2 separate regions of the Homo sapiens genome follow, and region 2 is linked to region 1. Evidence: read pairs that join two places in POLR2A ChIA-PET (ENCODE). Cell type or tissue: Panc1. All regions are shown on one strand. Each heading gives the region's core, and the rest is flanking DNA. Links, peaks and the distances in the headings are about the cores only.

Region 1 (16,538 bases), core at 5,446-13,445:
TCTAAAAAGTTCTATCAAATTGCCCAAGGGATTTATGGTCTGTACCTGGGAAACTTTGAGGTGAGGCCTCTACTCTGTTTTTTGTTTTGTTTTGTTTTTGAGACGGAGTCTCACACTGTTGCCCAGGGTGGAGTGCAGTGGTGCAATCTCTGCTCACTGCAACCTCTGCCTCCTGGGTTCAAGCAGTTCTCCTGCCTCAGCCTCCCAAGTAGCTGGGATTACAGGCGCCTGCTGCCACACCCAGCTAATGTTTTGTGTTTTTAGTGGAGACAGGATTTCACTATGTTGGCCAGGCTGGTCTTGAACCCCTGACCTCGTGATCCACCCACCTCGGCCTCCCAAAGTGCTAGAATTACAGGCGTGAGCCACCGCGCCCGGCTAGGCCTCTACTCTGGAAGTTTGCAGCAAAATTAGGGAACAAGACAAATGTATTCATCAATATGTAAAATGCAATCATAAATGTCAAACAGGCCATGTGCGGTGGCTCACACCTGTAATCCCAGCACTTTGGGAGGCTGAGGCAGGTGGATTACTTGAGCCCAGGAGTTTGAAACCAGCCTGGGCAACGTGACAAGATCCCGTCTCTACAAAAAGTACAAACATTAGCTGGACATGGTGGTGCATGCCTGTAGTCCCAGGTACTCGGGAAGCTGAGGTGGGAGGATCGCTTGAGCCCGGGAAGTGGAGGCTGCAGTGAGCTGAGATCATGCCACTGCATTCCAGCCTGGGGGACAGAGCAAAACCCTGTCTCAACAAAAACAAAACAAACAAACAAAAAAAGTCAAAGAAAGAGTGAGCTCTTTCAAGACAGGGACTGCATTTTTTAAAAAAAACTCTTGTATCCATAGTACCCCAAACTGCCAACAATCAATAGCAGTATGTTGCCAAAAAGTAATGCCAAATGCATCTCAAATCATCTCAATTTATACTTCTGGCTACTTACAAGCTGAGTGATCTTGAGAGAGTGACAATTACCTTGGCATGCCTCGATTTCCTCATCTGGAAGATGGGCTTAACAAAATCTCTTTCTCAACATTGTCGACACAATCAAATGAGATCAAGGGTGTGAACTCGCCTAGCATAGTCCTGGGCTCTGCACGGGTGCACAGCCAAGGTCAGCTCAGTCTGATGGTGGACTTGCGTTTGGTTTTGTCTTCCTGGAGACCAGAGGCTATTTTCTCAGTTCTTTGGGAAGTGGGGAAATGGGGGTGAGATTTTTGCTTGTTATTATTATTTTTTATTTTTATTTTTATTTTTGAGATGGAGTCTCACTCCGTTGCCCAGGCTGGAGTGCAGTGGTGCAATGTTGGCTCACTGCAACCTCCACCTCCTGGGTTCAGGCAATTCTCCTGCCTCAGCCTCTCGAGTAGCTGGGATTACAGGCATGCGCCACCATACCTGGCTATTTTTTTTGTATTTTTAGTAGAGGTAAGGTTTCACCATGTTGGCCAGGCTGGTCTCAAACTCCTGACCTCAGGTGATCCTCCCACCTCAGCCTCCCAAAGTGCTGGGATCACAGGTGTGAAGCACCATGCCCTGCCTGTTATTATTATTTTTTAAATTAAAAGTTAGATTGAACAGAAAATTGCCTTTTCTGAGACATTTCATCTGACAGGGTCTATGTTTGAGCTCACATCTTATCAAGATAATCAGAATGCCCCATGGTGTCTGGACTGCATCTCTGACCCAGTTAGTGTTCTTTCTAGCGTCTTCTGTGTTACAGACTGGTTTGGAAGAGCTCAAGTTCCCAAAATGCTCCTGTGGCCCTCAGACCTTCCTTCCCTGGGGGACCAGCCCCTAGAAACCTGCAGACTCCATCCCTGGGGTGGCAGCGAGTCACCCTGGGAGAACCTGCATCGGATTTCACCGCTGACAAATTGACCAAAGTGGGTCTGTGTGCACCTTTGCAGGCCCCTCTGATAGCCCTGATCTCTGCACTACCTCTATGAAGACAGCATTGTCTCCCCTCCATTGTCACACATGGAGACCGGGCGGGGTGGGTGGAGGAAGATCTGGACGCTCAGGTCCTTGGCCACCTGCCCTGCCGCATGCCAGGGTGTGATGATCCAGGATTGGAGAATGCCTGCCTTGTCTTGCCAGAGACTGCTTCACCGCTCTCTCGCTCACACATTTGCTCGGAAGATGCCTGCGTCTGTGAGGGCTGGTGAAGACCTGGAACAGCCTTTGAAGGTATCCAGCCAACTGAATTTAATTAAACTGCAGTTCCAGAAGCCAGCAGCATTTTCTTAAGAAAGCAATACAACTTCTAAAAGTCCCCCGATGCTCCCGTGCCGCCCATTTCCTGTGCTTCAGACTACGTCATAAAACTGTCCATGGGGCAGTTTCCTTTGATGATGGATCCAGTTGACAAGTTTTTTTTTTTTTTAGCAAGCATCACAGCCTCTTCTTTCTTAAGTGAGGAATGCCACATTTGTTCTTGCTTCCCCAAGCTGAAGTTATGGGACCTTGATCTTTTCTATGTGGTTTCTTGGATGGCTCATCTTGGAGAGTCACGCTTTCACCAGCCCGAGATCAGGGTAGCATCACAGCAGGAGCCAAATGTTGATTGCATTACTGCACTAAGTAAGATAAAGTGGTGGCCGAGGAATACTTCTGCTTCCAAACATGCCTTTCAGTCATTCAGTCTGCAATTATTGAACCCTTAATACGTGCTAGGGGCTAGGGATAGAATGGTGAACAGGACACCGTAGCTACAATCTTTACCATGTTTTCTATGATCAAGGGAGAGATAGATAATAAATACATAAGCAAATTAAGACATAAAACAGTTACAGATTGTTATACGTGCTAAAAAGAAACAGATGGCTAGAGAATAGTGGAGGGATATTCTTAGATAAAGTCAAAGAAGATCTCTCTGAGAAAGTGACATTCAAGATGAGAGCTGAAGGATGAGACGGAGCCAGCCCTGGGAACAGCCAGGGCTAGAATCTTCCAAGGCAGGAGGAACAGCAAGTGCAAAGGCCCTGGGGAGGGGAAAGCTTGGCAAGCGCTAGGAACTGACAGAAGGTCAGGGTTGCTGGAGTGTAATGAACAAGAAAGGCAGTGGCAAGAGAGAGGAGAGACAGAGAGGCATGGAGGGGTCCCTGCTGAGCCACAGAGATCGCTATGAAGAGTGTGGATTTTGGCCAGGTGCGGTGGCTCATGCCTGTAATCCCAGCGCTTTGGGAGGCCGAGGTGGACAGATCACTTGAGGTCAGGAGTTCGAGACCATCCTGGCCAACTTGGTGAAACCCCGTCTCTAGTATAAATCAAAAAATTAGCTTGGCGCGGTGGTGGTGACCTGTAATCCCAGGTACTTGGGAGGCTGAGGCAGGAGAATTGCTTGAACCTGGGAGGCAGACGTGGCAGGGAGCCGAGATGCCACTGTACTCCAGCCTGGGCAACAGAGTGAAACTCCATCTCAAAATAAATAAATAAATAAATAAGAGTGTGGATTTTACTCTAGGTCGGGGGGAAGGGGAACTGAAATTCACATAGGAACCACCTATGAATCACCTCCACCTATGAAGCTGTGGAATGAATAAATGATTTAGAAATAGTCTTCCATTTGCAAGCTTAGGCATCCAAGTCTTCGGCAATTGCATCCCTCTCTGATCCCCCTCCAGGACTCCTTACCTCTGTCACCCCGTGGGGCTTTTTGCATATATGCCTGTAAATGGTTATCAGAAGACCCTGGCTGAGGTCCTCTAGAGCTGCTGCACTGCCTAACTCCAGGGCGGTAGCAGTGGTCTCACTGTGTTCTCTGTCAGTGACACTCTTTGGCATGCAACATAGACTTGGATGAAATGGTGCTTCCTAGACCTGTGCAATTGGGGGTCCTGGCCTGCCTCTGATGCTCACTAATACATGACCTGAGCAAGTTGCGAGCTGCCTCTGGGTCTCTGTTTTATGGTGTATGAAAAGAGACCCTGCCACACCTACCTCCCAGGGTTGTTGAGCACTTCCAAAGAAGAATATCTCACTGCGGCCCTCGGATGTGCTTCAGGCATCAGCAGACACCCTGACATTTCATTAAAAAAGTGAGAGGTGTGTATGTGTGTGTGTGTTTGCTATGCAAGTGCATTTTCTACAAAAGAGAGGATCCAGGCCAGGTGTGGGGGCTCACGCATGTAATTCTAACACTTTGGGAGGCTGAGGCAGGAGGATCACTTGAGCCTAGGAGTTCAAGGCTAGCAGTCAGCCAAGGTGGCACCACTGCACTCCAGCCTGGGTGACAGAGCAGGACTCTGATTTTGTTTGCAGGGAGAAGAAGGTGCAAGAGAGGGGGAGGTGGGGGAGAGAGAGAGAGACAGAGAGAGAATCCAAGACTGTCTCCTCAGTTTCTCAAAGAGATCCATGATCCACCCAAGCTGAAAAGGTATTAAACACCTGGTAGTTGGAACTGCCTTGGCTCTTGAAGTTGCTCTCTTGCTCTGAAATCTGGTTCAACATTTGCATGTAGATGTTTTGTTTCCTCTCCGAAGTCTGTAAGCCGCTTTGCTTGGTGGGAGGGGGCTGCCTGCATTGGCATTGACTCTTGCCTCCCCACGTCACACCATGCTGACGCCTGGCTCCCATAAACCTGCCAAGCAGCAATCTGTCAGCCCAGGGCCAAGTCCTCCCCACTGTCCAAATTGGAGGACCCCAAGGCCCTTCCTGCTGCACCAATGGCCAAGAGTGGATGGAATGAGCGAAATCATTGTGTACTATCAGTGAGCTGGCGATTGCCTTACTCCTGCAAGGTAATAAGATGCCTTAACCCAGTTAAGAAGCTTCTGCAGGTTACCCCCAAGGAGCCATCGCTAATGCTGGAGATTGCTGGCACCATGGTAGGCCAAGGAGGAAGATGTTTCTGTTTTCAGGGAGAAGAAGATGCAAGTGCTTTTAACCTCCTCCCACCCACGCAAGGTTGACCCTGAATGGTTTATGTGTCTGTGTTACACACACATCCAGCATAGCACCCAGCACATTACAGGCACTTAACAAAAGTAGTAAATAAATAATGGTCCTTTCCAGCTCATATGCCCACCACACCCTCCAGAGATTGTAATGCAGTACACTCACCTCTCATCTAGCCGAATCTTAACTGCTTCCCCCACCTCTTCCTGACAAGTAATAAAGTTAATAATACCTTGTGTGGCTGTTGTATCTTTCTTCGCAAGAACTCCAAACACTTGGCTTCATCCTCATTTCTGAATTAGATTGAAAAGGGCTGGGGGTAAGAGGAAATCCTACTGACCCACACCCACTCCCACCTAATCGATGTTATTTCAGGGAAACTGAGGCCTAGTTAGGACAGGAAATTCTTCGTCCAGATCTGCAAGTCACAGGCAGGTGGGACTGCGAAAAAAGACCTCCCCTGCCCTATTCCCAGTCCTGAATTTAATCTGTCCTGAAACAATTGAAATCTTTTTTTGGCCCGGAGGCCAGGCAGATCTAATTCTGCTAATGTCTGATAGTCCTGCAGTTCTTGAGGTTTGGGAAAACCCCCTTGCTTGGGAAGCTACCCACGGGAAGAAGAGGTCTCTAACAGTATACAGCCAGAGACTGAGAGCTTACCTGCCACCTGGGACCACAGGGAGTGCAAATGAAGTTCCTGCCACACTCTCCAGGGGATATGAATCAGGGATTCAGGGTGGGCTTGGATCTACATGACAAGCTTTGACTTGCCTACCTTCCTGGGCTTCCAGAACAAAGCCTGTGGTGGTGAAAGGCTATATACAATGAAAGAGAGAGAGAAAAAAAAAAAGCATGCCCTGGGAAACCACCTGGCCTGCTCCTGGTTCCCATTAGCTGACTAACTCAAGGAGAAAGTGAGTTAGGAGTTTTTGGGCCTCTGTTGTTTCATCAATTAAATGGGTTTAATATTAATTGCCCTGTGTGCCCCGAGAGGTGATCAGGAGCATGAAGCAAAATAACAGATGGGAAAGTGCTTTGAAAAAATATCAGGTACTCTATTGAGATAACATTGTCGTGAACTTGGCAATGCAGGCTAGGCTGTCTGAGGATCACCTGCAGAACTTCAAAGCTGAAGGGGAACTCGGGGCTCAGAGGGGCCATCATTTTCTGGAAGAGGCCAGAAGAAGGGAAGTGGGTGTGGCAGGCTGAAAAATATCCCCCCTCACCCCAAAGATATCCCAATCAAATCCCTAGAACCTGTGAATGTTATCTGGATCAAGGGTCTTTGCAGACATGATTAGATCAATTTTCTTGAGATGAGGGGATCTCCCTGGATAACCCAAGTAGGCCCTAAATGCAATCACTCATATCCTTACAAATTAGACATGCAGAGAATGGACACACAGAGAAGCAGGGAAAGCAATGTGAAGACAGATGCAGAGATTGGAGTGATGAGTCCACAAGCCAAGGAACACCCAGAACTACCAAATTGGGAGGGGGCAAATGAGGATCTTCCCCTAGAACCCTCACGTTGGTTTCAGGCTTCTGGGCTCCAGAACTGTCAGCGAATACATGTCTGTTTTTCTAAGCCACCACTTTGTGGAAATTGATTACAGCAGCATTTGGAAACTGACACCATGTGAGGTGTGCAAATTCCCACTCTGTGTTGGTAGCAGAGCTGGGCATCCTGGCTCCTCGTCCACCGTGCGTCACGTCGCCGCTCCGCCTGGCATCTGCAGGAGAGGTTAGGAAACACAGTCATCTCCAAAGCTCAGGGACAAGGGAAGATGGCAGTGGCCACTGAACCAGCTGCTTTTGGTAGCATGGGAGGAGAGGCAAAAGGGGACATTGCACATCAAGTGCTGCCTCTCACGAACCAGCCGATGCTGGAACTCACAAACTGTCCCACAGAACAAGCCTGGGATAAAGATCTAGTGTCCTGGGCCGGGCGCCGTGGCTCACACCTGTAATCCCAGCACTCTGGGAGGCTGAGGTGGGCGGATCATGAGGTCAGGAGATCGAAACCATCCTGGCTAACATGGTGAAACCCCGTCTCTACTAAAAATACAAAAAAATTAGCCGGGCATGGTGGCGGGTGCCTGCAGTCCCAGCTACTTGGGAGGCTGAGGCAGGAGAATGGCGTGAACCTGGGAGGCGGAGCTTGCAGTGGGCCGAGATCGCGCCACTGCACTCCAGCCTGGGCGACAGAGCAAGACTCCATCTCAAAAAAAAAAAAAAAAAAAAAAAAGAAATAGTGTCCTCTGCCAAAAGAGGAATAGGTCTCAGCTCCAAATTAGATACCTGGAGGTACAACTCTGTGTTTCCTTCATGCGATGAGCTGGCTCCCACGCTCCTGGGGCCTTCCACTGCAGCGCAGACCTCCCCTGGGAGAGCTGCATGGACACATGTTTTCGGAGAATGGAGACTTGGTGCTGATCTTCTGCGTGTTGTAGAGACGATGGTTTGCTGTCAGTTCCTGCCTGCCATCCAGCAAAAAAGGCTCTGATGGCTGAGTAGCTGATTGTTCTCCAAAAGGCCCATGAGAAAAGCTGCATGTTCAGAACTCCAAAGATTGATTTCTGACCCAGAGTGAATTTTCATGGAGTTATCAGAAACGAGCGCCTTGTGACTTTCAGTTCCCCAGTTAGCCAGCTGCTGATGAGGGAACTCCCTGCTGAATGTCTGGCATCTTCCAGCTTTAGTTCCCAGTTGTATCCTCACACTACAGAGAGAGAGAGAGAGAAACAGCTAGTTCTCTTTTTGTTCTTTTTTTTTTTTTTTTTGAGACAGGGTCTCTCTCTGTCACCCAGGCTGGAGTGCAGTGGCACGTTCTCGGCTCACTGCAACCTCTGCCTCCCAGGCTCAAGCAATTCTCGCTCGTGCCTTTCTGCCTCCAGAGTAGCTGAGATTACAGGTGCTCACCACCTCGCCCGGCTAATTTTTGTATTTTCAGTAGAGACAGGGTTTCACCACATTGGGTGGGCTGGTCTCGAACTCCTGGCCTCAAGTGATCCACCAGCCTTGGCCTCCCAAAGTGCTGGGATTACAGATGTGAGCCACCGCACCTGGCCAAAAAAAAAATTTAGTGTATGTATATTCAGCGTGTCTTTATTTGAATAGGTAATATATGTATATGTGGAAAAATTTCAAGCATTGCAAGAAAGTGTACAGTGAAAATAAATAAGATAAAAAAGAGCATACATCTCCTTCACTGTCTGACTCTAGGCCCCCTGAGTTCCTTCACTAGAAGAAACCACCATCACTTGCCTCTTGGATAAGCTTCCAGAAGAATTTGATGCTATAAAACATGTAATGTAAGTGCATATCCCCTTTTGTTTAACAAATGATAGCATCTTCTACATGCTGTTATGCCTCTTTGTTCTTTCTGTTTGTTAATATCTTTTGGAGACCATTTCAGAGGAGTGCAGAGAGAGCTTTCGTTTGATCTGGGCTGCATAGCATTCCAGCATATAGACGTACCATGATTTATTTAACCTGTTCTATGAGCCACTTTTATAGGGTGCTGTACATTTCCTTGTGACACAAAGGAAAGCCTACACAAGCTTTTGGAATCACACCAGTCAACGATTCAGCTAGGTACTGGAAATAAAACTGAGAACAAATATAAAGTGAGTCGAATGAAATCATGACATAATTGCAACATAATCAGCATTTGCTGAGTACCTAGTGTGGATCAGGGGCTGTCTAGGTGCTATATCATTTAACTTGAATGGCAATCCTGTGGGGAGTAGTTAACACCCATGTTTTGCTACTGAGGCTTGGACAGTTTCAGCAATTCAGCCAAGAACCAAACCTAGCATGCAAGTCCTCTGACCCCAAGTCTGAAACTCTTCCTTGTGTCAGCACGCTGCCTCCTCTAGTGCCTAATCCTTGAGTCTCACTGGGATTTAAACACAGTGTGCTAGGGCTGAAAAATGGGCAGCTCAGTTGTAGACCAGGGTGCTAATGATAACCAATCTCCTCTCCATTACAGCCCTGTCTAGATTCTTCATCCATGCAACATATACTCATTGAGTGCCTCTCATGTGCCTAGCACTGTGCTTATGCATGGGATTGAGATCAACAAGATATGCAAGATTTCTGTCCCTGTGCAATGGGGTTGAATGGTGACCCAATGCCCCCCTCCGCCACTAACTTACATACACATCTGAACACCTGGCACCTGTGAATGTGACCTCTTTTGGAAATAGGGTCTTTGCAATATAATTAAGGATCCTGAGGTGAGATCATTGTATTTGTCTGTTGTGACACTGCTATAAAGAACTGCCCAAGACTGGGTAATTCATAACGAAAAGAGGTTTAATTGACTCACAGTTCTGCGTGGCTGCGGAGGCCTCGGGAAACTTACAATCGTGGTGGAAGGGGAAGCAGGCACGTCTTACATGGCAGCAGGTGAGAGAGAGTACATAAAGGAGGAACTGTCAAACACTTATATAACCATCAGATCTTGTCAGAACTCACTCACTATCACGAGAACAGCATAAGGGAAACCACCCCTATGACCCAATCACCTGCCACCAGGTCCCTCCCTCAACACGTGGGGATTAAGGGGATTATAGTTTAAGATGAGATTTTTGCAGGGACACAGAGCCAAACCATATCAATCACCCTGGATCCCTAAATCCAATGACAAGTGCCTTTTATGAGAAAAAGATAGAGAGAGATTTGACACACCCATGTGAAGATGCAGTCAGGGATTGGAGAGAAGGAGCCACAAGCCAAGGAACATCTTGGGGCCACCAGTGGCTGGAAGAGGCAAGGAAGGATCTTCACCAAGAGCCTTCACAGGGAGCATGACCCAGCTAACTCCTTGACTTTGCACTTCTGGCCCCCAGAACTATGACAAAATAAATGTCTGTTTTTTTAAGCCACCTAGTTTGTGTTCATTTGTCATGGCAGCCTAAGGAAATGAATATACCCTGTAAAGGGATCATTTTTCTTTTCTTTTTTTGAGACAGAGTCTCACTCTGTCACCCAGGCTGGAGTGTGGTGGTGCGATCTCGGCTCACTGTAACCTCTGCCTCCCAGGTTCAAGTGATTCCCATGCCTCAGCCTCCCACGTAGCTGGGATTACAGGCATGTGCCATGACACCTGGCTAGTTTTTGTATTTTTAGTAGAGACAGGGTTTCACCATGTTGGCCAGACTGGTCTAGAACTCCTGACCTCAAGTGATCCACCCGTCTCGGCCTCCCAGTGTGCTGGGATTACAGGTATGCACTACCACGCCTGGCCTGGGATCATTATTTGAATGAAGAAAAGCGTTGGTTGCAAGATGACCCAGGTAGTGCATATGAAAATTCACTGGAGCAGACCCTCTTGTGCTGTCAGAATGATACAGGCTAGTTTCTTGCAGAAGACACTGAAACAAATACAGTGGAATCCTAAAACCCCAAACTTCCAGCTGTTTTAAAAAACAGGCAGCCGGCAAGTCAGCAGGATAATTAGACAGGCAGACCGTTAACTTGCTCCAGTCATCACCATGGAGTGTCATCAGCCCAGGTTTTTTCATTAATGTCCAAGAACTCCTGGATCCCTCTGTCTTCAACAAACACGTACAGTGTGTGTGCTCTTTGGGGGGCCCTATGCTGGGCTCTGAAGGGGGTACGACACAGCCCCAACCCTATGGGGCTCAGGATCTGGTCGGGGAGGAGTAATGTCAGCCCTGGTGGTTAGAGGTAGTGCTGACATTCACCAGGATGCACTGATACAGCGACACAGTTCCAATGGTGGAATACTTCTGTCTGTGGCACTTGGTAAATAGCTGCCTCCCTGAACCCCTAAGTGCCATCCTGCCACCTTGGCTATGCCAGCCCCCACCACCCTTCCTAAGACGCCAGGGACCTCTGCACCATTCAGCAACTAAAAGGATAATGGTGCCCTGGTACAGCAGGGAGGGGACCTCCAGGATCCTGCTTCTGTGCTGTAGCCAAGATCCATTCTGACTGATCAAATGCCCTTGTTGTACTGAGTGACACATTGATGTAGTTTGGCTGTGTCCCCACCCAAACCTCATCTTGAATTATAGCTCCCACAATTCCCATGTGTTGTGGAAGGGACCCGGTGGGAGTTAATTGAATCATGGGAGTGGATCTTTCCCATGCTGTTCTCATGATAGTGAATAAGCCTCATGAGATCTGATGGTTTTATAAAGAGGATTTTCCCTGCACAAGTTCTCTTCTCTTGTCTGCCACCATGTGAGACATGCCTTTCACCTTCCACCGTGATTATGAGGCCTCCCCAGCCATACGGAATTGCGAGTCCATTAAACCTCTTTCTTGGCCAGGTGTGGTGGCTCATGCCTGTAATCCCAGCACTTCAGGAGGCTGATGCAGGTGGATCACGAGGTCATGAGATCGAGACCAGCCTGGCTAACATGGTGAAACCCCATCTCTACTGAAAAATACAAAATATTAGACAGGTGTGGTGGCATGCACCTGTAGTCCCAGCTACTCGGGAGGCTGAGGCAGGAGAAAGGCAGGGGAATTGCTTGGACCCAGGAGGCAGAGGTTGCAGTGAGCCAAGATCGCACTATTGCACTCCAGCCTAGGCAACAGAGCGAGACTCTGTCTAAAAAAAAAAAAAAAAAACCTCTTTCTTTTGTAAATTCCTCAGTCTCAAGTATGTCTTTATCAGCAGCATGAGAACTGACTAATACTAATACACACATATTTTGAGGATCATCACTGATTGGACCTCAATGCTGAGGGGCTGGCTTTGAATCTGTGTCTTTCATCTATATAACTCTAGCTAGTCATCTGAAATTGCAAGCCTTAGGCACAAAAACATGAGTGAGGGTGGGCCCATCTACCCACATCACTCCTCCCTGCCTTAAACATAGCCTCAAAGACATCACTGGTCCCTGCAAACGGCCCCAAAAGGGTCTAGGGAGAGACCTGGGGGATCCAGACCAGCACACACAATGGTCAGGACCACCTCTGCAAGCTGCCAAATCTCAAAGAAAGGCCAAAAGCCAAGACTAGTCTGAAAACCCCACAGTATGCGTGCCCTGCTGAAAGTCAAGGGTCTGAAGCCTGGAGGCAAGGAGGCAGGGAGGGCCAGATCCTGGGGTCCAAATAAGGCCAGTTCCAGATAAGCCAGAGGTTAACCCTCAAATGCCAGCAGGGGCCAGACAGGTAAGTACATTAATGAAGTGGCTAGCCCAAGCCTGATACTGGGACAGCCTTAGCACACTTCCCAAAGCCATGTCTGTAATTTTCAATGGGATGAAGGCAATTTTTGTAGGGGCGGCTTCAGGCCCTTGGGCGTGTCAGGGAATTGGCTGCAGGTGCCGTAGAAGTGTGTTTCTATCATCCTTCTTTACCTTTCTCTGCAAGGTCAAGGGGCCAAACATGAAACCTTTCAGAGTCATTCCGAAGGGTTTTTTGAGAATCAAAGCTACCTAAGCGAGGTCCAGAGAGCAAGCCCTTTCCACAGGGGGTAAGAGGAGGCACCCCCGGGTCATTGGCATTGTTATTATTACAGAGGGTGATGAAGGATGGTGGGTCCTTGAGAGAATAAACTTTCCTAATCGTTCCTGAAACCAAAGATGGAGTGCACTGTATTGCATTATTTAACAATTGCATTGATTCATTCTGAATATTTCTGCAGACCTATTATGTGCAGGTTATTAAGGGGCTATGATGGGGAACAAATCAGAAGTGGATTCTGCCCAGCCTGGCCAACATGGTGAAACCCCGTCTCTACTAAAAATACAAAAATTAGCCAGGTGTCGTGGTGTGCACCTGTAATCCCAGCTCCTTGGGAGGCTGAGGCATGAGAATCACTTGAACCCGGAGGCAGAGGTTGCAGTGAGCCTGGATCACGCCACTGCATTCCAGCCTGAGTGACAGAGCAAGACTCTGTCTCAAAAAAAAAAAAATAATAAATAAATAAAAAGAAAAGGAAAAGAAGTGGTCTTTGTTCTTGCAGCACGTACAGTCAACTGAGCACCTACTATGTGCCAGGCCCCTTGCAAAAATGATGTCAAGTACCCCCATATCACCATGAATTTTAGTTATTGAGGGCCTGTGCTATACCAGGGATGGTCAAGGTTAAGGATATCCGTGCAAATAATAATGGCGGCAACATGAACTGATGTCTTGCTAAGTGTCATGCATGCACTGACTGTGAGTGTTATTGTAGTTAAGTTCCCAGTAACCTCTGGGAACTAAACATAGTCCAGATGAGGAAACCGAGGCACAGAGAGGTTGCGACTCCTCCCACTAGTAAGTGGCAGAGATGGGGCTTGAACTTGCCCTGATTCTAGAGCAGACACTATTAATTATGCTGCCTGCTTAGTAATTCTCAAAACGTCCCTATAAGTAGTCATGCTTAGCCCCAATTTGCAGATTAGAAACTGAGGCTCTGGAAGGTTTTTCTTGTGACGGCAACCCAGGGCGGGGACCAGAGTGAAGCCTCGGCTCAGCTGCTAAAGTTAAAGGGATACCAAAAACCCAGTAATCAAGATAAACAGTATTTAATGCAACATTTTAAAACTCACAAATTGATGCAAAATATCCACAATGAACAAGACATGAAAACTTTAAAGAAAGACAGGATCCCACCTTGTACACGAAAGTCTTCACCTGACTTGCCTCACTCTAACCCCAGTCCTGTCTTTAATTTTTTCAGTTTGTTCATCATTGATTTTGTTGGCAGTAATTTTCAGTTTTTAACAATATTGTATTAAAATTTTATTTATTTATTTATTTATTTGTTTATTTGTTTATTTTTTAGAAATGAGGTCTCACTATGTTTCCCAGGCTGTCTCAAACTCCTGGACTCAAGCCATCCTCCTACCTCGGCCTCCCAAAGTGCTGGGATTACAGGCGTGAGCTGCCACTTCCTGCCATTATTTATCTTGATTATGGACATTTTTTGTTTGCCGTTACATCTTGCACCTTGGCAAGTGCCTCACTGATCTTATCCTAGTATGGATTCTGCAGCATTAACTTCTCACAGCTATTTCATTTATTATTACTATTGTGTTTTTTGGAGACAGGGTCTTGGCTCTGGCACCCAGGCAGGAGTGCAGTGCTGCGATCATAGCTTACGGCAGCCTCTAACTCCTTGGCTCAAGTGATCCTCCTGCCTCAGCCTCACAAGTAGCTAAGACTACAAGTGTGCACCACCCCATCCGGTTTTTATTTATTTTATTTTATTATTATTAATTTTTTTTGTAGAGAGAGAGAGTCTCACTATATTGTCCAGGATGGTCTTGAACTCCTGGTCTCAAGCAATCCTCCCACCTCAGCCTCCCAAAGTGTTGGGACTACAGGGGTGAGCCAGGAGTCAGGCCCCATAGCTGTCGGGTGTTCACCCTGTACCACTCTTTCAGGTCTTCGTTGTGTCTTATCCTCCCAACAGCCCTAGGAGGCAAGGTTATCTTCCCTAAAGGTCCTGTTTTATAGAGGAGGACACGAGACAGCGGCTCAGAGTGGTGGAGAGCTTTACTTAAAATCATACAGCAGAGGGGAGGACAGTTGAACCCAGCCAGGCTTCCTGGAAGGAGGGAGGGAACTTCCCCGCGCTGGGAACAGCCCAAGCGTGGGTGGGGGACTGATGATCGCCCAGGCGTCTCCAGAATTCCTGCAGGGGGTGGGGAGGGGGGACCTGGTGACCTCTGAGTTCCCAACAACCCTCGATTCCAGTTTTCTACGATTCCATTGCTTCTTATGAAGCTGGTGACTTGGAGCCTGCCCCAGTCCCTGGGCCCCAGCCTGGACCCGGGGAGCCCCGGGGCGGGAATCAGCGGGGACCCTGCACGTCCCAGGGCAGGGGGAACGGGGAAGGTGTCCCCGCCAGCCTGGTGCGCGGAGCCTGGCTCCTCGGCGCGCCTGAGCAGCGGCCCTGGGAGGGAGAGGCGTCGCGTTGCAAGAAAGCTGTTGGTAATAAGCGGAATTGGGTTTTAATGGGGTTCGCACAGATAGAACAGAAATCAAATTAGGGCCTAATTGGCATGCAGGAGGCAGCCAGAGCCGCGGCGGCGCGGCGGGCCCGCTGGGGCCGAGCAGCGCAGCAGCCCCCCGACGCCGCGTCCCGCCTGCGGGAGGCCTGGGCGCGCTGGGACCCTCTCCGGCGGCGACGCCCAGCCCCTGCACGGCCCCGCCCCTGCGTTTCGCCCTGGAGAACCGAGGCGCAGCCTGGGGACCAGCATCCCACTACAGCCCCGCCCGGGCAGCCTGGGAGGGGCCCTTTGACCTTGACCCCGCTCCTTGAAAACGCTGGAGCCGCTGAGAGCTTGCAGAGCTTGGCGTTGGCTTGGTTTGATTTATTTTGATTTTCCCTATTGATGGCAAAGGAAAAAAAAAAAAAAAAGAATGTAGGGGAGGTGGCACAGGGAAATAAAGTGGGACAGAAGAGGAGAAAGAGTATTGGCAAAAGGAAAAGGAACCGAACACCCAGTGCGTAATAATGAGAGCGATAACAGCAATGTTGGGTGCCGACCCTGGGCCAGGTCCTGAGCTGGCAGGTTGCAGGGATTTACAGCATGACTCCTGTGAGGTTTGATACTCCTCTTTTCATCTCACACGTGACGAACTGGAAGCACAGACGTTTAGTTGTTTCCTGAGGGTCACTCAGCAAGCAAACTGTGGTGCTCACGTTGCAACCCAAGGCTGGGGACTCCAAGGGTAATACGTGTATCTGTTTCTGCCACAAGCAGGTAAAAGTTTTTTTTAATTATTTTTTGTTTTATTTTTATGTTATTTTTTTGAGACAGTGTCTCACTCTGTCGCCCAGGCTGGAGTGCAGTGGGACGATCTCAGCTCACTGCAACCTCCGCCTCTCGGGTTCAAGCAATTCTCGTGCCTCAGCCTCCCGAGTTGGGACTACAGTCACGTGCCACCACGCCCAGCTAATTTTTGTATTTTTAGTAGAGATGGGGTTTCATCATGTTGGCTAAGCTAGTCTCGAACTGCTGACCTCAAGTGATCTGCCCACTTCGGCCTCCCAAAGCGCTGGGATTACAGGCATGAACTACCACGCTTGGCCCTATTTTTAATTTATTTTTATTAGGGACGAGGTTTCGCTATGTTGCCCAGGCTGGACTCGAACTCCTGGGCTTAAGCCATCCGCCTGCCTCGCCCTCCCAAAATGCTAGGGTTACAGGCATGAACCACCACAGCTGACCTTTTTTTTTTGTTTCTTACCTACTTTTTTTTTTTTTTTTTTGAGACAGAGTCTTGCTCTATCGCCCAGGCTGGAGTGCAGTGGCGCGATCTCGGCTCACTGCAACCTCCTAAGCAATTCTCTGCCTCAGCCTCCGGAGTAGCTGGGATTACAGGCACGTGCCACCACGCCCGGCTAATTTTTTTTATTTTTAATAGAGACGGGGTTTCACCATCTTGGCCAGGCTGGTCTTGAACTCCTGACCTCGTGATCCACCCGCCTCGGCCTCCCAAAGTGCTAGGATTACAGGCGTGAGCCACCGCACCCGGCCTTTTTCTTATCTACTTTTAAGAGCACTTACAAGATTCTCATAGACTGATGGTGCCTTGGTTTTATTGTTAACAATTCGAAAAGTTTTGAGATGGCATTTCTTTCCAAGATTTTACAATTCAGACTTTTGCTGTATCAGACGAATTTTATTTTACATCTGCCCTCTTTCCCTGTAGTG
Region 2 (16,538 bases), core at 5,553-13,552, 480 kb after region 1:
CATGTTTTACTTTTTGTATTAGATTTCTCTGATAATGCATTTCTTTTTCTGTTACTAAACATGATTAATGTACCACATAGTGTTAACTGTGCTCTTTCCCCCAAAGACATCAAATGGGAGGCAGCATGTAGAAGCTAAATTATTCGGAGAGGAGTCAGTGATTGATTTAAATATAAAAGGATTAATTGGTCCCTGAACCAGACTATTAAACTGTACTGTGATCTTGACTGAAAGTGGAAGAATTACAAGTGCATTGCATAGAATAAATTAATACATTTTTCGTGGCTTTAATCCTTTTTTTTCTGTATTGCTTATTGTGGTTTTATGTACTGTACTCTATTGTATGCATAATTGATGCAGAAGGGATTCAGAGTATCATGATTAAATGGGAGAGGGGGATAGAACCATTCCTGAGGTTTAAGGTGGTACAGTTCTTCTTCCAGGATAGCTGAATGTATCTCCACAGAATGAATATTTCTTGGAATTCTTACCAGTGATGACCCCAGGCACAGAAAGAAGTTAAATGTTACTGAATAAAAAAATTAAAAGTTTACGTTCTGTGAGGGCTTTGTTTAACATGAACATCGGCTAACAGTGGGTAAATATAGCCCTTTATCCTTGAAAGAATTGAACTGAGACTTCAGCTCTTGAGGGTAAACAGTGTAATGGCACCATACCCAGATAAAATTTCCTTCTTTTTATAATTATTTCTATTCAAACAATACTGATTTTTCTCATTCCACCTCATAGGCTAATACTTCAGTCAGACAGGATGCTGGGTTTTTTTTTACGCTATCAGCCTCATCTGTCCTTTCCAGGGAGAAGAAATGTGTGTTTATTCACCTCTGTTATATTGCTGCTTTTATAAACAAAATGTAAATCATGTAAGTTCTGCTTTCAAATAGTACTCCTGGTAATAAAAAAGCAGAAAAGTTTGATTCAGGGGGCTGATTTAAGAATTCATGTATATGTGGCTTTACTAGTAATATAAATTTCAAGTTTTAGAATGGTATCTTCAAGATATTTCTCTCTACCTTGTCTCACCACATCTCATCTTTCCCTTATAATTTGATGTGCCTTGCCTTCCATTATTCTATCTGCTTCTGAGTAATCAGCCTGTATGGGATATTTTAAAACAGGCACAGCTTATCTGAGAATCAAGATACAGAATCATCAGAATCATAGGACTGAAGGTGCCATTAAAGGCATCCTGCCCCTCATCCCTTCCAACACTCAAGTTTCCTTCATTACACTTTCAGGGATAGCCAAGATGGTACCTTTCTTGTAAGCCTGTTTATTCTTTAAATAACCCAGTTAGAAAGCTAGTCTTTATATTGAGTTGAAGTCTATTTTCTGCAGTGTCTTCATCAGTGGTACTTGGCTGGTGTGCCTGAGCCCTCTGGTATACTATGAAGTATTGACCAGTCTGTTGCCACATTTTGATCAATTTTTAAAATTTATATTTACCACTATTGGAGGAGGGCAATTACTATTCTAACAATAGTTTTAAAATACAGTGCTGAGTAAAATAGGTTTCATGGCATGGTGTACTTGAGTATAACCTGTGCACTGAAAAATTGTTTTTATCTCTCTCCTGAGTTGTCTCCTCTTGGCTAAATTTCTCCATTTCTTTCATTTGTCATGTTGGGTGGCTTTAAGTTCTTTTGGTCACTCTCCTTTGAATATGGTTTGTTTGTTTGTTTGTTTGTCTGTCTGTTTTGAGACAGAGTCTCGCTCTGTCGCCCAGGTCGGAGTGCAGTGGCACGATCTTGGCTCACTGCAATCTCCGGCTCTCGGGTTCAGGCGATTCTCCTGCCTCAGGCTCCTGAGTAGCTGGGACTACAGGTTCTTGCCACCACACCCAGCTAATTTTTGGTAGAGACGGGGTTTCACCGTGTTAGCCAGGATGGTCTTGATCTCCTGACCTTATGATCCACCCGCCTTGGCCTCCCAAAGTGCTGGGATTGCAGGCATGAGCCACCGCGCCCAGCCTTGCATATGTTTTACTTTATACAAAATTCTTTTCAACTATGGTATTCAGAATTAAACAGAACATTCCAGGCATGGTCCAGTTAGCACAGAGCTGTAGTAGAACAGATCTCTTCGGGCCTGTATTAGTCCATTTTCGCACTGCTATAAAGAACTACCTGAGACTTGGTAATTTATAAAGAAAATAGGTTTAATTGACTCATGGTTCAGCATGACAGAGGAGTCCTCAGGAGACTTACAATCGTGGTAGAAGGCAAAGGGGAAGCAAGGCACATCTTTCCACTGCAAAGCAGGGGAGAGACACACACATACTCATCAAACAGCCAGATCTCCTGAGAAGTAACTCTGTCATGAGAACAGCAAGAGGTATGTCCATCCCCAAGGTCCAGTCACCTTCTACCTGGCCCCTCCCTCAACACATGAGGATTACAATTCGAGATGAGATTTGGGTGGGGACACAGAGCTAAACCATACCTGTTCCCTTGTTTTTAATTACTGATTTTAGCATTTTCTGCCCCAGCCTGTCTGATGTATGGAGCACGTGTTCATTAGTAACACTGGCTCCCTACACCTATAGTTTTTAGGGGAAATGGGCTTGAGAAGCACTTTCCCATGGGGTTCTCATTACTATCCCTCCCGTACTAATTCTGTAGATTGTCTACATCTAGGTCAATTGATGCATCATACAAGTACTTTTGCTTGATTTGCCAATCACATGTAGTTGCCTCCTGTTATCAGTTAAAATCCCCTTTCATTTTTTTTTTTTTTTTGAGGACTCCTAAACATATACAAGCTATAGTGGAATTTTAAGCCAACTCTATATGCTGTATACTATTCCACTGTGTGACTATATCCTAATTTATTTATCCATTGTAGAATGGATTGATGGGAGTTTGAGTAGTTTCCAGTTCTGATACGAGTTTAAAAATCAGGAAATAAGTCCGTCTGAGTCATTCAGTGGGAAAGTGGTAGATCTGATGGAATCTTTTATTTTTTGAGTAAATGACCTGGCTGATCCAAAGAAAGGCAATGACTACTGAATTCCACTTTCATTAGCATTATGAAAGGAGAACCTTAAAGTGGAAATCTCTGAATTTCATGTAAAATAGATTGTGTGATTATTTCATTTATTGTTAGTTACTATTCAGGTTGTGATATTAATCAGATTTTGTAGTTGTGATTACTAATTAGGAAATCCTGTATTCAAATGATAATTTGATTCAAATAGTATCTTATAACTTCATTATTTGTTTTCAGTGAATTTTCTTACTAAGTGAATTCTAACTTTTTAAAAGGAGAAAATATGAATGGATTAGTTTGATTCAGCTAATAAATTCATTAAACTGCCGTTGGAAGTGTGTTTATGCATGAGGTTGAACGGAAAGCTTCTGTTACTAAAATGAACAAAAATTAAGGAAAAAAACACCACAATTTTCTTTTTTCTCTTTACCTATTGTTGGGAGACATATCACTGAGAGCTATGCATCGTGTACTAGCTTACAGAAAACGTTGTGGCATTTGTTTTCTCCCATCCCCCTTAAAAGAAGCTGACGGCAGTAGGGCACTGGTTGAGCCATGTCGCTTTCTGTGCGTCTGCAGTCTCTCACACTCACACCTAGGTGCTCTCACTCACCCTACTGCCTTTAAATACCATCTGTAAGGGATATCTCCAAAATGGTGGTATCTCGCCCCGACCTCTTTCCTCAGTTCCATACTAACTAATGTGTCTTACCGCCTTCATGGTGTCTCTGCTTGAGTGTCATGTCAGCCCTGTTTCTAAAATACATCTTGAACTCATGCTTTTTTCATCTCCACTGCTACCCCCTCATATAAACCAAGCTTTTCTCTCACTTGGGCTGCCATCATAGCCTTCTAGCTGTCATCTCTGCCTCTCCTTTTAACTCCTTCATAATGAATTGCACCTAAAGTGATCTCAAAATATAAATGAGACCATGGTAATTTCCTTGCCTTAAATCCTCTAGGGGCTTATCAGTGTATTTAGAATTATGAGATTTATGTTAGGGATAGAGGAGTTGGGATCATGAGCAATGCAGATGGTTGAAGGCCATACTGTGTTTTGATGAAAGAAAAAGAAAACCTGCCTCTGGTGTAGCTCTATGGCATGGGAAGAGTATGGAAGACAAGTATTTGCTGATAATAGCATTCTACCAAATAAGCGTTAGCTCCAATTTTATTTCTCTTTTGCTGGGAAACTGGGGCCTTCTTTGAGTACTAGTGAGTAAGACATTTTGCAACAGTGCTGAGTATGAAAGGCCCTGGTCTCTGAAAGGCTAATGCCAAATGTTGGAAGGCCTTTAAAGAAGATGCCAAGCCACAGTGAGTGCCAGCTGCTAGCTCTGAAATAGTGATGTGAAAAGGTAGATTTCTTTTGTGCTATATTTGTGCTAAGCAGTGCCTTTAAAAATATAACTAGAATCATTACGGTGAATAGACACAGAAAATAATTTTATGTTATACAGTAGTTGTATACTAGCTTCCTTTAAATAAATATTATAGCTTTATCAGTTTTTTAGATAGAATTGGAGTGTGGGGGGAAGAATACGAACATGGGTCCTTCCCTTCTCTTTTTCCTGCCTCATCTCATTAGAGAAGTATTTAAGGTAGCTTTCATATAGTAAATTTAACGAGGCGGGAAAAAAAAATAGATGAGGAAATACGGATAGAGGAAAAAATAAGGATGGATGGAAAATGCAATAGTAGATTATGGGGAAATAACGTTCTATAAGAAAGGCTGCATACCTAGCTAGCACCAGTACTCGTTAGCAGGTTCTCCTTTTTTTTTTTTTTTTTTTTTTTTTTTGGCCTTTTGACCGCATAGGTAAAGTCCTGCTTGCTGCTGTTGACCTGATGAAGGGCAGCATGTTGGAACTTCCATCTGTTTTACACTCTTTTGGCGGGTCATTTCTCCCACTGTGAGCCAGGCTTGAGAATCTAGGCAGATGTCAGAGGTCTGTCCCTATGTTTCTTTCAAGCTGGCAAGAATTCCACCATGACTGCCACTTGCTCCCCCATGGGTGTCAGAATCTGTCATAATGGTTGGATGTTTTTGTAAAACATAAACATTCCTGATTTTAAGGTGTACAATGAGACACATTTTGTAATTTGGGAAGGTACACCATTTCAGTTTAGCAATAGGGAGCTATGGAGTTAGGCAGGGAGTCAATAGAATATGTGCAGTCTTGGCAGTATTTCAGTGTCAGTTGATCCTTGATTGTTCACAGTGATATATAATGCCTTAGTATTTAATGAGAAAAACAGTAGAAAAATTTATGTGGTTCCTCATCATCCCCCATGTCTTATACCTTGCTTGTCCCTATCTTTAAAGTAACCTCCAAAACGGATGAAAGGTTTTATATTTAAAAAAAAAAAAAAGAATTCCAAGCATGTCTTAAAGTAAGCAATAAAAATACTTTGGTGGTTACAGTTTACCTAATATAAATTCCACTTTAATCTGTGTGTTCTGTCAGACACACTCCCCATTGAATTCTCAAAGTGCTGTCCAGAGACTGTGACTAGATAATCTGGCTAGTTTAGTAACCTCAGGAGAGATTTTAGTAAGATGACTTTCATAATCCTCAAATCTTACGTATGTTGGCTTCTGGTTTTTCAAGCACGCATCACTGACTAGAGCAGCTCTTATATCTATTTTGGCATCTTGAAAATTATATTAGTTTTTACTACCGGAGTGGGACCCCTCAGCCTCTTCGACTCTTTGAATTAAGGACATACTGAGTCACGGCCTCTTCACTATCACTTGCTCTTAATAAGTGATGTACCCAGGGAGAATTAAGTCCCGTAGGCCAGTAGAACACCATTTTTTCATTAACACAAAGTGTGCTGCTTCTCTGATACCACTACGGTGCTGGGAATGGTATCCTACAGTCTGGAAGAATTTATAACGCACTACCCAAGTGTCAAACTTACTGCCAGAGAACAACTTAGAATTGAGGATAGAAGGGTAGAAAACAGCGACCATGGGGCTTGCTAACTTTGCTCTTATACAGATTGAGTATCCCATATCTGAAATGCTTGGGATCAGAACGTTTTGGATTTCAGATTTCATCGGATTTCAGAATATCTGAATATACAAAATGAGTTATCTTGGGGATGGAACCCAAGTCTAAATGTGCAATTCATTTGTTTCATATATACCTTGTACATACAGCCTGAAGGTTATTTTATACAATATTTTAAAAATATTTTTGTGCATAAAACAAAGTTTTGACTGCATTTTGACTGTAACCTGTCACATGAGGTCATGTGTGGAGTTTTCTCCTTGTGGTGTCATGTAGGCACTCAAAAATTTTGGATTTTGGAACATTTCTGATTTTTGGATTAGGGATGCTCAATATGTGTTTATGTAGGTATAGGTGTAGGTAAAATGTTCCATGAGGCGCTTTTGTATTGTAATAATGTACTTGGTAACTTTTTCTCAGGAGGGTGATTATTCATAGAACTGTAATGGTGATTTAGTAGTAATATACAAGTACTATGCCTCATTTTAGAAAATTATGTGCAATTAACTTTCCTGGACGTTTTCATTGCCTTGTAATCAGGTTTAACTTATAGTTGAAAGAGAAGATATATGAAATAGTAAGAGTACCTCAGAGCCTCACAAAATAATTTAATCAAGTCTCATTATGTGGATACTATAATGCCACTGTCTTTTGAAAAGGAGGTAAAAGTTAAGGCCTGTCCGATAAAAGAAAACTCAGTATACCTGCAAGCAAAGGACCTCAACATAGTCTTTGTGAGTGGTGCCAAAGTAAACTACATTTTTAAGGAGAGTAAGTGGTAAAGTAATATTAGCAAAATATTCCCAAATAAGGATCTATATATTGAGGCAAATTGCTTCTGGCAAGAGGCTTGATTAATGGCAACTTTGAAAATTTTAATAGATAAGTTCATACCACAGAAAGCATTTAGATACAATTATCCGAATGCATTTTGCATTGAGAATCTGTTATCAAAACACTTTTACACCATGAAAAGGAGTGTATTAATATTCATAATACGTTTTGAAAGCACATGTAATAGTTGCATTCTAAAACTCAACGTGAGAAGTAAAAATATCTTTTTAGAGGATTTAGAATATTGTAAGAGAATAAAATGATCTGGAGCACTAGTTTCTTCTTTTGCATTTATACAAGTCCTTTCCCAACTACCCCAGTTGTAACCCACACCAACCCCTTGTGTTTCTTAAGTAAAAAGTCTTAAAAGATATTTTTTAAATAGCTAGACACATATTATTTTCTCCTATTGATGATTAAACTTCTTTCAGCTTTAAAAATCTTCACTGTGTATATCAGTTGTTCTTGTTCTTCTCATGATGAAACTTTCTAAAGAAAAGTAATTTAATCTTTGGTTATGACTGAAACTGCATTCATCTATCTGGTGAATATTAGGTTTTGTGTGCCATGCAGTATGCTAGTTGCTGGGGTTACAGAAGGCAGGGGACAGACATGGTTTCTACCCTCATGGAGCTCACATTATGGTGAGGGAGACCATCAAAATAAATGAAATATTAATAGTTGTAAATTATGACAAGCCCTGTGAAGGAAGCAAATTGGGCAATGGAGGCATTGGACATATAAATTAAAATAGTGAGAGATGAAGTTGGAAGGATAGAGTGAAAACAAATTTCTTTCCCTATTAGAACATAGTTTTTGGCTGGGTATGGTGGCTCAGGTCTGTAATCCCAGCACTTTGGGAGGCTGAGGTGGGTGGGTCCTTCGAGACGATCCTGGGCAACGTAGCAAAACCCCGTCTCTACCAAAAATGTAAAAATTAGCTGGGTGTGGTGGCGTGTGCTTGGGGTCCCAGCTACTCGGGAGGCGTAGGTGGGAGAATCGCTGGATCTTGGGAGGTCGAGGCTGCAGTGAGTCATGATCGCGCCACTGCATTCCAGCCTGAGTGACAGAACGAGACCCTGTCTCTAAATAAATTAATTAATTAATTAATAAGAATATAGTTTTAGTGTTACTTACTGGACCTTGAGAATATAGAATTTTAGCCATTACAAAATATATTATATAGCTTAAGTGAGTTATATGATACCTTATAAATGATAGGAAAATGTATCCTGCTACCTCTTGCCTTGCTCCATGAGTTGCAACCATTCTTTATAGAAATTGTAAAGATTGCATAGTTTACAAACAGTATAAGATACAGCATTATAATTATATATTGAGGGATTTATTATTGTTGTTTTTAGTGATTTGGTATTAAAGCACAAAATTTTGGCTGACGTGTCCTACCAGAATTTTTCCCCCTTTATATTTCTGCCTCTTTTAAAGTCTTTGGGCTCTTGCTGTGCATGCCAGTGAGTACCATAGTTTCACGCTTGTATATTTTTGTTCCTTTTGAAGGTTTTTATGTAGTTTGCTCAGGAAACTGTAAAATACCCAAGCGCTATCTGCTCTTATTTATGTATACATCCCTAAATCTAGCACAGTGTCTGGCACAAAGATAGGTGCGCTTAGTGAATGTTTGTTCAGTGAGTTTCTCTGCTTTTTGTTTTGTTTTGTTTTGTTTTTGTTTTTGAGACAGTCTCGCTTTTTCGTTCAGGCTGGAGTGCAGTGGCGCGATCTCGGCTCACTGCAACCTCCGCCTCCCAGGTTCAAGTGATTCTTCTGCCTCAGCCTCCCGAGTATCTGGGATTACAGCCTGTGCCACCACGCCTGGCTAATTTTTGTATTTTTAGTAGAGACAGGGTTACACCATGTTGGCCAGGCTGGTCTTGAACTCCCAACCTCAGGTGATCTACCCACCTTGGCCTCCCAAAGTGCTGGGATTACAGGTGTGACCCAGCCTGAGTTTCTCTGTTAGTATGGGTGCCCAGTGAGAGGTGAGTACTGTTGGTAGCAGAGAAGAAAGAGATCTCCGTGGGAAGAGGTAATATGAGAAGACTATGGAGAAAGTGGAACGGATGTCGGACTGCTATGCTAGTCACCTTTCTAGCCCAGAGAATATAGGCTACCTTAGGCTACAAAGAGAGTCAACACTGTATTATTCTCCATAGCTATCAGGAATATGCCTCATGCAGGCTCCCTTCAGAAGAATGCGTAGAGAGATTGTTCTCAAGGCTAATGATGTGTATCTCCTGGTGTATGCCTCGCTGGACTATCAGAGCTTTACATTTGTGTTCTTCCGCACCTCATGACTCAGAATTCTAGGCTTTATTTATTTCTGAGTCTTCTAGTAAAATGCCAGAAAATTTTAGGGGAATGTTATAATGTATCAGAAACTCTAATGTAGCATCTACCTATGGCAAGCACCATACTAAGTACTGGGGTCCAAAATGATAGGTAAAATATGATTCCTGTCCTCACAAAATTTAGTAAGATGGGCTAAACATAAACTTATAAAAATCGAAGTGCTGTGATTGAGGTATACACAGAGATGTGTAGGAGCATTTTAGTCTATTCTGGGGCTTTAAAGGTAATTTCATGGAAAATATAAATAGGGGTTAGATGAACAATAGGAGAAGTTTATTCTAAGCAAAACATCAACGCAAGCAGAACCATAGAGATATGAACCAGAGTGGCACTCACAGAGAGCGTTCAGTCTTGAAGTAGTTTGACTGTTTGAGTGAGGCTGGAGAAGTAGCTCATGGAGTGATTGTATACGAGTGCTAATATTGAATGTTTCCTTTTTACAGTAATTGCCAGGAGGGAATAGGTTTATGTTGTGTTTAGCTATTCAGTACTTAAGCAGTAGATGGGCTTTCTCTAACACAGTTTCCTGTTATATGTATATAAAAGGAATATATGTACACACATACACACACACACACACTCATGATTCATACTTTAGAGAACCAAAAATATGTTATTTAAAATCCTGATATCTAGGGAAGCTCCAAGGTGACGTGTAGGAGTGAGGATCTTGTACTACTCACAAACTGACATGACCATATTTACCCAGAGGTACTTTGAAACAATATATTTTGATGGTCTTTTTTTTACTTTAATTCTGGAAGAAATAGATCTTTGAAGCTTGGAATAAAGAGTTAGAAACATCTGGAGAAATATTTGGAGACATACTTGTAACACTTGTGAAATATGAAAATAAGGCACCCAGTGAAAAGGGTTTTTAACTTGAATAAACTTCCCTAAGTCATGTAATGCACTTGAATTAAGAAGTTTTTATAGTTTTTATTTTGAAAATAGTTTAATAATTTTTATAGTGGTTTCCTGTCTTTATCAGTAGTGTTTGTGTAGGGCACTTAAAATGATGTTCTTGTGAACGAATTTCAGGTATAAGCCCAGGTGTTTATTAGTCAGAAATATTCTAGCATTTGTTTTACTTAGTTTTATTCCTCAAAATTTACACATTGATTTTTAAAAATAAAAAAGGTGGCAAGTGTAAAGCTGTGGAACAAACCCCTCTATAAAGTCCTTAAGATGAACGCTTTCCAGTGCTATAATTATATTCTTGAATGTGTTTTTTTTTAAAAAAACAAAACCCAATCAAACTCATACACCACAGTCCTAAGTAGATCCCAGAAACCTTTTTTCTACCCCATCATCTTCTCCCTCTCTTCCTCTTCTTCACTTCCTTCTCCCCGCCACCCTTTCCTATATTCTTCTCCCTCTCTGCTCTACCATCATTTCCTCTCCCATCCGTCTTCTTTTCCTTTCTCCTTGTCTCCTCTCCTCCTTCCTGTCACTCTCAGCCTCATCTCCCTTTGTTTCCAGTATCTATAGAAAGAACATAATGTAGAGAGAGACTTATAGTTTGCAAATTGTTTTTAGGTGCACAGAACCTCTGAGCACTGTGGTTAGTGTATCAGTGTGATGAGTGCTATTGGAAAAAAAATAGGGAAGAGACCCATGGCGGTTGTAACTTTAAATTTTGTCAGGAAGAACAGTCTTGATGAGGTGCTGGCATTTAAGGAAAACTTGTAAGAAGTAAAGAGAGGAGCCATGTCGGTATCTGAAAGGAAGAAAATTCTAGGCACAGGGAACAGTAATTTCAAATTGTGATTGTTTGAATAATAGCTTATTAGGCTGGAATGCAGAGAAGAAAGGGGAGAGAGCAATAGGCAATTTGGTTAGAAGGGTAACTGGGGCTGGGTGTTGGGGATTACTGGGCCATTGGAGGGTTGATTTCTGAGTTTCCTGTTCTGTTCCATTGGCCTCTTTGTCCTTGAGTCATTATTATCCTGTTATAATTACCATGGTTTAATTATAAATAGTGATACTAGCAGGTTGTCTCTCACTTGTTTTTTTCTTTAAAATTGGGTTGGCTATTCTTGACTCTGTGTTCTATATGAATTTTAGAATCAGCTTGTCAAAAACTTGGGCTATTGATTAGAATTACATGGAATTTTTAGATCATTTTGGGAAATTATAATCTTTATGGTATTTATTATATCCAGGAATATATGATACATCTTTTAAAAGACTTCATATATTCTTTTATATTCTTCAAACAGACTCATCTATAAATTTCTCCATAGAAACCTAAGCTGTCTTTTATTGGTTTATTTTCTGGGTACCTTACAGTTTTTATTGCTATTGCTAATGGGATATATTTTTCCCCATTTTATTTTCTAAGTTTTTTGTAGGAGTACAACTATTGTTGAACTTGTATCTACCAACCTTATCTACATGCTTGATCTCTTTTGTTAGTTCTCTTAGTCTATGTATTGTCTACATAGGAAATCCAAGAAAATTATATCCATCTGCAAATAAAGATAGCATCACCACTTTCTTTCTTTTTTTCTTTCTCTCTTTCTTTCCTTCCTTCCTTCCTTCCTTCCTTCCTTCCTTCCTTCCTTCTTTTCTTTTCTTTTCTTTTCTTTTCTTTTCTTTTCTTTTCTTTTCTTTTCTTTTCTTTTCTTTTCTTTTCTTTTCTTTTCTTTTTTCTTTTCTCCCGTCCCGTCCCGTCCCGTCCCCCCTCCCCTCCCCTCCCCTCCCCTCCTTCTCTTCTCTTCTCTCTTCTTTTTTTGGACAGAGTCTCGCTCTGTTGCCCAGGCTGGAGTGCAGTGGCCCAATCTCAGCTTCTTGCAAGCTCCACCTCCTGTGTTCACACCATTCTTCTGCCTCAGCCTCCTGAGTAGCTGGGACCACAGGCGCCCGCCACCATGCCAGGCTAATTTTTGTGTGTGTGTGTTTGTGTTTTTAGTAAAGACTGGGTTTCACTGTGTTAGCCAGGATGGTCTCAATCTCCTGACCTCGTGATCCGCCCGCCTCTGCCTCCCAAAGTGCTTGGATTACAGGCATGAGCCACTGCACCCGGCCCCTTTCTAATTTTTATACCACCTTTTTTCTTTTCTTGTCTTATTGCATTGACTTGGATATCTAGGGCAGTGTTGTGTAGAAAAGCAGTTATCTTTGTTTTGCTCCATTTTTTAAAAGGGATTCTTCTAAAGTTTTGACATGAAGCAAGACAATTGCTTTATCTGTTTTGGTCAGTTCCTTTTGATTCCTAGAGTTCCCTAAGAGTTTTAAAAATAATTATTATTGAACTTTTTTCTGAAATTTAACATATGCTTCTTTCCTAGGTATTGAGATAGATTCTTTGATTTTTCTCATTCATCTGTTAATGCATTGTATTAGTTTCATAGATTTGCTGATGTTAATTCATCACATCATTTGTTGAAGCAGTTTGAATAAGAGAAATGGGTTGAGCCTTGAAAATTTGGTAAAACCTAAGATGGTATTGAAGTGGGTGGATGGGTTTTTTTAGTTACTGTTTTCAAATTCTTTTATTTTTATAGAAAATTACTTATTTCATATATATCAGATTTATCGGCATAAAGTTACTGTATTTATAGTGTTCTTATTGTTAAAAGTGTTCCTTCTTTGTTTGTAGTTATTTCCTCTATGTTTGTTCCCAGGATTGTTTGAGCACTTACCTTCCTGCACATACATCTTTCATCCCTCTCCTTAAATCAGTCATACCTAGTATTTTTGTCATCTGTTAGTCTGCTCAAAAAAGAAGTTTTATCTTGTTAATCCTTTCTGTTGCTTTTTCCTATTTTATTAATAATACATATTTTTGTTATTATTTTCTTCCTTCCGTTTTATTGTGTTTACTCCTTGCTTTCTTCATTTAAGACTTTTAGGCCTATAAGGATATAAATTACTTGTAAGTACTGTTTCTGGTAGATTTTGACATGTATTACTTTTGTTGTCATTCAGTTTTAAATATTTTGTGATTTCCATTGTGATTTCTTCTGTAACCCATGATTTATTAGGAACTACACGTTTAAGTTTTCAAACAAAAGGATTTTATTTTAACCTTTAAAAAAAAAACTGTTGATTTCTAACTAAATTGCACTGTTGTTAAAGAATATGTAGACTGACTTTGGGAGGCAAAGGTGGGTGGATCACCTGAGGTCGGAAATTTGAGACCACCTAGCCAAAATGGTGAATCCCCGTCTCTACGAAAAATACAAAAATTAGCTGGGCGTAGCGGCGCACATCTGTAATCCCAGCTACTTAGGAGGCTGAGGCATGAGAATCACCTGAACTGGGAGGTGGAGGTTGCAGTGAGCAGAGATCATGCCACTGCACTGCAGCCTGGGTGACAGAGTGAGATTCCATCTGAAAAACAAACAAACAAACAAACAAACAAAAAACCCAAAAAGAGTATGTAGACTGTATATCATCATTTCTTTGAAATGATGTCTTGTGTCTTGTTATGTATTCAATTTTTGTAGCTCTTCCATGTATTCATGGAAAGAGGATACGTTCTTTCTTTGTGGAAAGCCATGGTATACACTAGAAAACATGTTAAAATATTTATTAATTTTAGATTTGTCAGTTTCTTCTTATTCAAATTTTTTCTGTGTATATTTCTGAGCTGTATTGCATACCAGTGTGGCTGTGTACATGTTCATGATTGATTACTTTTCTTCTTGAGTTTCTCTTTATATATTTATTGATGAACTTAAGTTTTAAAATATTTCGTTGTTTTATTTGTTGTTATTCCTGTACCAGGTTTTTTCTTGTTAGAATTCATCTGGCATATGATTTTCTACATTTTTTTAACTTTTGGTGTAATTTTACTTTGCATGCCTTTTGTGCAATACGTAGATGGGTTTACTTTAATTATTTTAGCTACTCTGGTAATCTTTGTCTTTTCAGTAGGTTTAATTACACTAGTTTTTTTCATTTGCACAGTGATAGAGCCACCATTGCCTTTTAAAAATGTCTTTAAAAATGGCAGACTCTCCATACCTTTGCACTTATAAGTTTCAATTTTTTTAATGGTTTTTTACCACTTTCCTTTTTCTTATGATTTAAACCTCAGTTTAAATGCTTCCCTCCCCCCCCTTTTTTTTTTTTCAGAGAAGCTTTTCTCTGACCAATCCCTTTTTAGAATAGACCCCAACTCCCATTATTTTCTTAGTTCCTTATTTATTTCTTTTATAATACTTAGAAAAGTTTTATCTCATTTCTATGTAGATTATTTACTGATGATACTAGTATTAATGTCTCCATTTTTTATCATTTTATTTATATGTTAGTTACTTGATATTAGTTGGTAGAGGATGAAGAAAAGGGTAGCATGGTCAAGAGGAGGTGCTTCAGCGTTGGGTTACCTGAAGCAAATTGAGGAAGACATAAAGATTATTCGTGATGGAAGAGAGTATGTATAGGAGTACCTTCACAGAGAGAAAGTAATCTCTAGGGAAGGGTGAATTAAGTTTAACTACAGAGATTTTTAAGGTGAGAAAGAGGTTAAACAAAGAATTACTTGAATCAGACCTGATTCACTGAGTAAAGAGTGGAGAATAAACAGAGTTGAGAAGGCGTGGAATACTTGTCAAGTGGTGTGCCCCTAAGAGAACAGGGGTGAAGCTCCAATTTTCCTTTGACCTTGCCATGTTTTTGGTTCTGTGTATTCATTTGATAGTATCTTCTGGCCTATAGCAGTTAGGGAGATAGTAGAACTGATGCCGGGACTAGTTTAAGTTACATTGTGTCTGATTTATGTTGATGTTGAATAGGGGTGAAGGCAGCATTGATCTAAGGTAGAAAATCTTGGATGTACTAAACACTATGTTAAGAAGAAGGACCAGGTTTTTATTCCAACTGTGCTCTGAACTTGCTGTGTAACTTTGGGCTCAATCTTGCCTTCCCCCCGAATCAGAAAGAGGTTGACCTTAATAATCTCCAAAGTCTTAAAATTTTTAATGAAAGTATATGAAATAAATGGGGTGAGTAAAGGTTCAGGTAAAAAAGAGTAATAAGTGACAAGAAGCAAGAACATGGTATAGAGCTTGTAATAAAGATTTACCTCCCACTTCTCATGTAACACTGTATACCCTAACATATCTATAATTGTATTCATAGAACCCCTTATCTTCAATGTTCATTCTCAAATCTGATCTCATTTTAACAAATTAAAATTTAAGTTGATACAGTTAATATAAATGAACATTCCCACTTATGTACGAGCCAGCTAGTAGAAAGAACATTGAATTTTAAGGCCAATTCCAGTCGTGCATTTAGAAGTGTTATTGGGCACACTAAAGTCTTTTTAGCCCTATTGGTTCATCTGTGAAATGAAGGAGGGTGGACTTTGTATGAAAACACCGGAATTTTACTTGCAGGCACATTTCTAGATCAGAGAAATATGATAGTTGTTGTGTGTCCATATTTTATCAAGACATTTGACATAATCTTTTTGATTATTCTCTTTAGAGTAGAATGAGTGAGTGACAACTCATTGTTGAATTTGTAACTTGGAGTTATCTGATGAGATGGCACAGGATTCTGTTCTCAGTGCGGTTTTTATTTCACCATTTTTAGCATTGCTTTGGATAAAGATATTGATGGCTTGCTAAGCAAGTAACTTGTATGTTGGATTACAAAATCAGGGTCTCAGCAGGCTTTGACTTAAGCACCAAATATGACACATGGAAGCACCGCGGATTTCTCTAGAGCACTCCTCTGGTTGGGCCAACAAGCAGCGCTGCATAAGGATAGGAGGCAAGGGCTTCCTCAGATCTTGCCTTCACATTGCTTTCTGTGTGACACATGATCCCACATTTCAACAAGTATAAAAGAATATTGTGAATTCTCTCTTTCCCCTTTAGTCATGCCGTTTCATTCCCCGAGGGAACCAAAATTATTAGGGATTGTTTGTTTGTTTGTTTGTTTGTTTTGAGACAGAGTCTCTCTGTCACCCCGGCTGGAGTTCAGTGGCATGATCTGGGCTGTCTGCCACCTCAACCTCAAAGGCTCAAGCTGTCCTCCTACCTCAGCCACCCGAGTAGCTGGGACTACAGGCAGTGCCACCACACCCAGCTAATTTTTGTATTTTTTGTAGAGATGTGGTTTTGGCCATGTTGCACAGGTTAGTCCTGAACTCCTGAGCTCAGCGATCTGCCCAACTCTGCCTCCCAAAGTGCTAGGATTACAGGCGTGAGCCACCTTGCCCAGCTGTTATTAGGTTTTTTAAATGATCTGTTCAGAAAAATGTTATGCCACATGCAAATTGTAAGCAAATTGTGTGTGGAAATATTTTTCTCCCCACTTTCACATTTTATACAGCTGGGTGTATATTAC

The links. ChIA-PET counts read pairs that join two places held together with the same protein. Peaks named below come from ENCODE experiments on the same cell type or tissue, not always from the same donor. Only the 100,000 strongest peaks of a DNase experiment are listed, where the experiment ranks them.
Region 2: POLR2A ChIA-PET joins it to region 1 with 14 read pairs; 3 of 35 experiments call an interaction of 5 or more read pairs at or near these places.

What each region holds. Positions count from the first base shown.
Region 1 is chr12:116,506,912-116,523,449 of GRCh38, reverse strand. LINC02457 (long intergenic non-protein coding RNA 2457) reads right to left here and starts at 7,621. Exons shown (of 3, transcript XR_001749339.3): 1 at 7,201-7,621; 2 at 5,560-6,632; 3 at 1,536-5,192. It overlaps LOC105370008 (a long non-coding RNA gene), which reads left to right and starts at 15,034. Exons shown (of 3, transcript XR_945395.3): 1 at 15,034-15,584; 2 at 16,537-16,538. RefSeq lists enhancers at 4,080-4,580, 4,581-5,081 and a silencer at 14,880-15,009. In Panc1, for the core only: no CTCF peak of the experiment used is centred there; no DNase peak of the experiment used is centred there; H3K27ac peaks cover 5,326 bases.
Region 2 is chr12:116,027,017-116,043,554 of GRCh38, reverse strand. The region is part of intron 4 of MED13L (mediator complex subunit 13L); the gene reads left to right. Among named protein-coding and RNA genes, the nearest start is that of MIR620, 110 kb to the left of the region's middle. In Panc1, for the core only: no CTCF peak of the experiment used is centred there; no DNase peak of the experiment used is centred there; H3K27ac peaks cover 5,444 bases.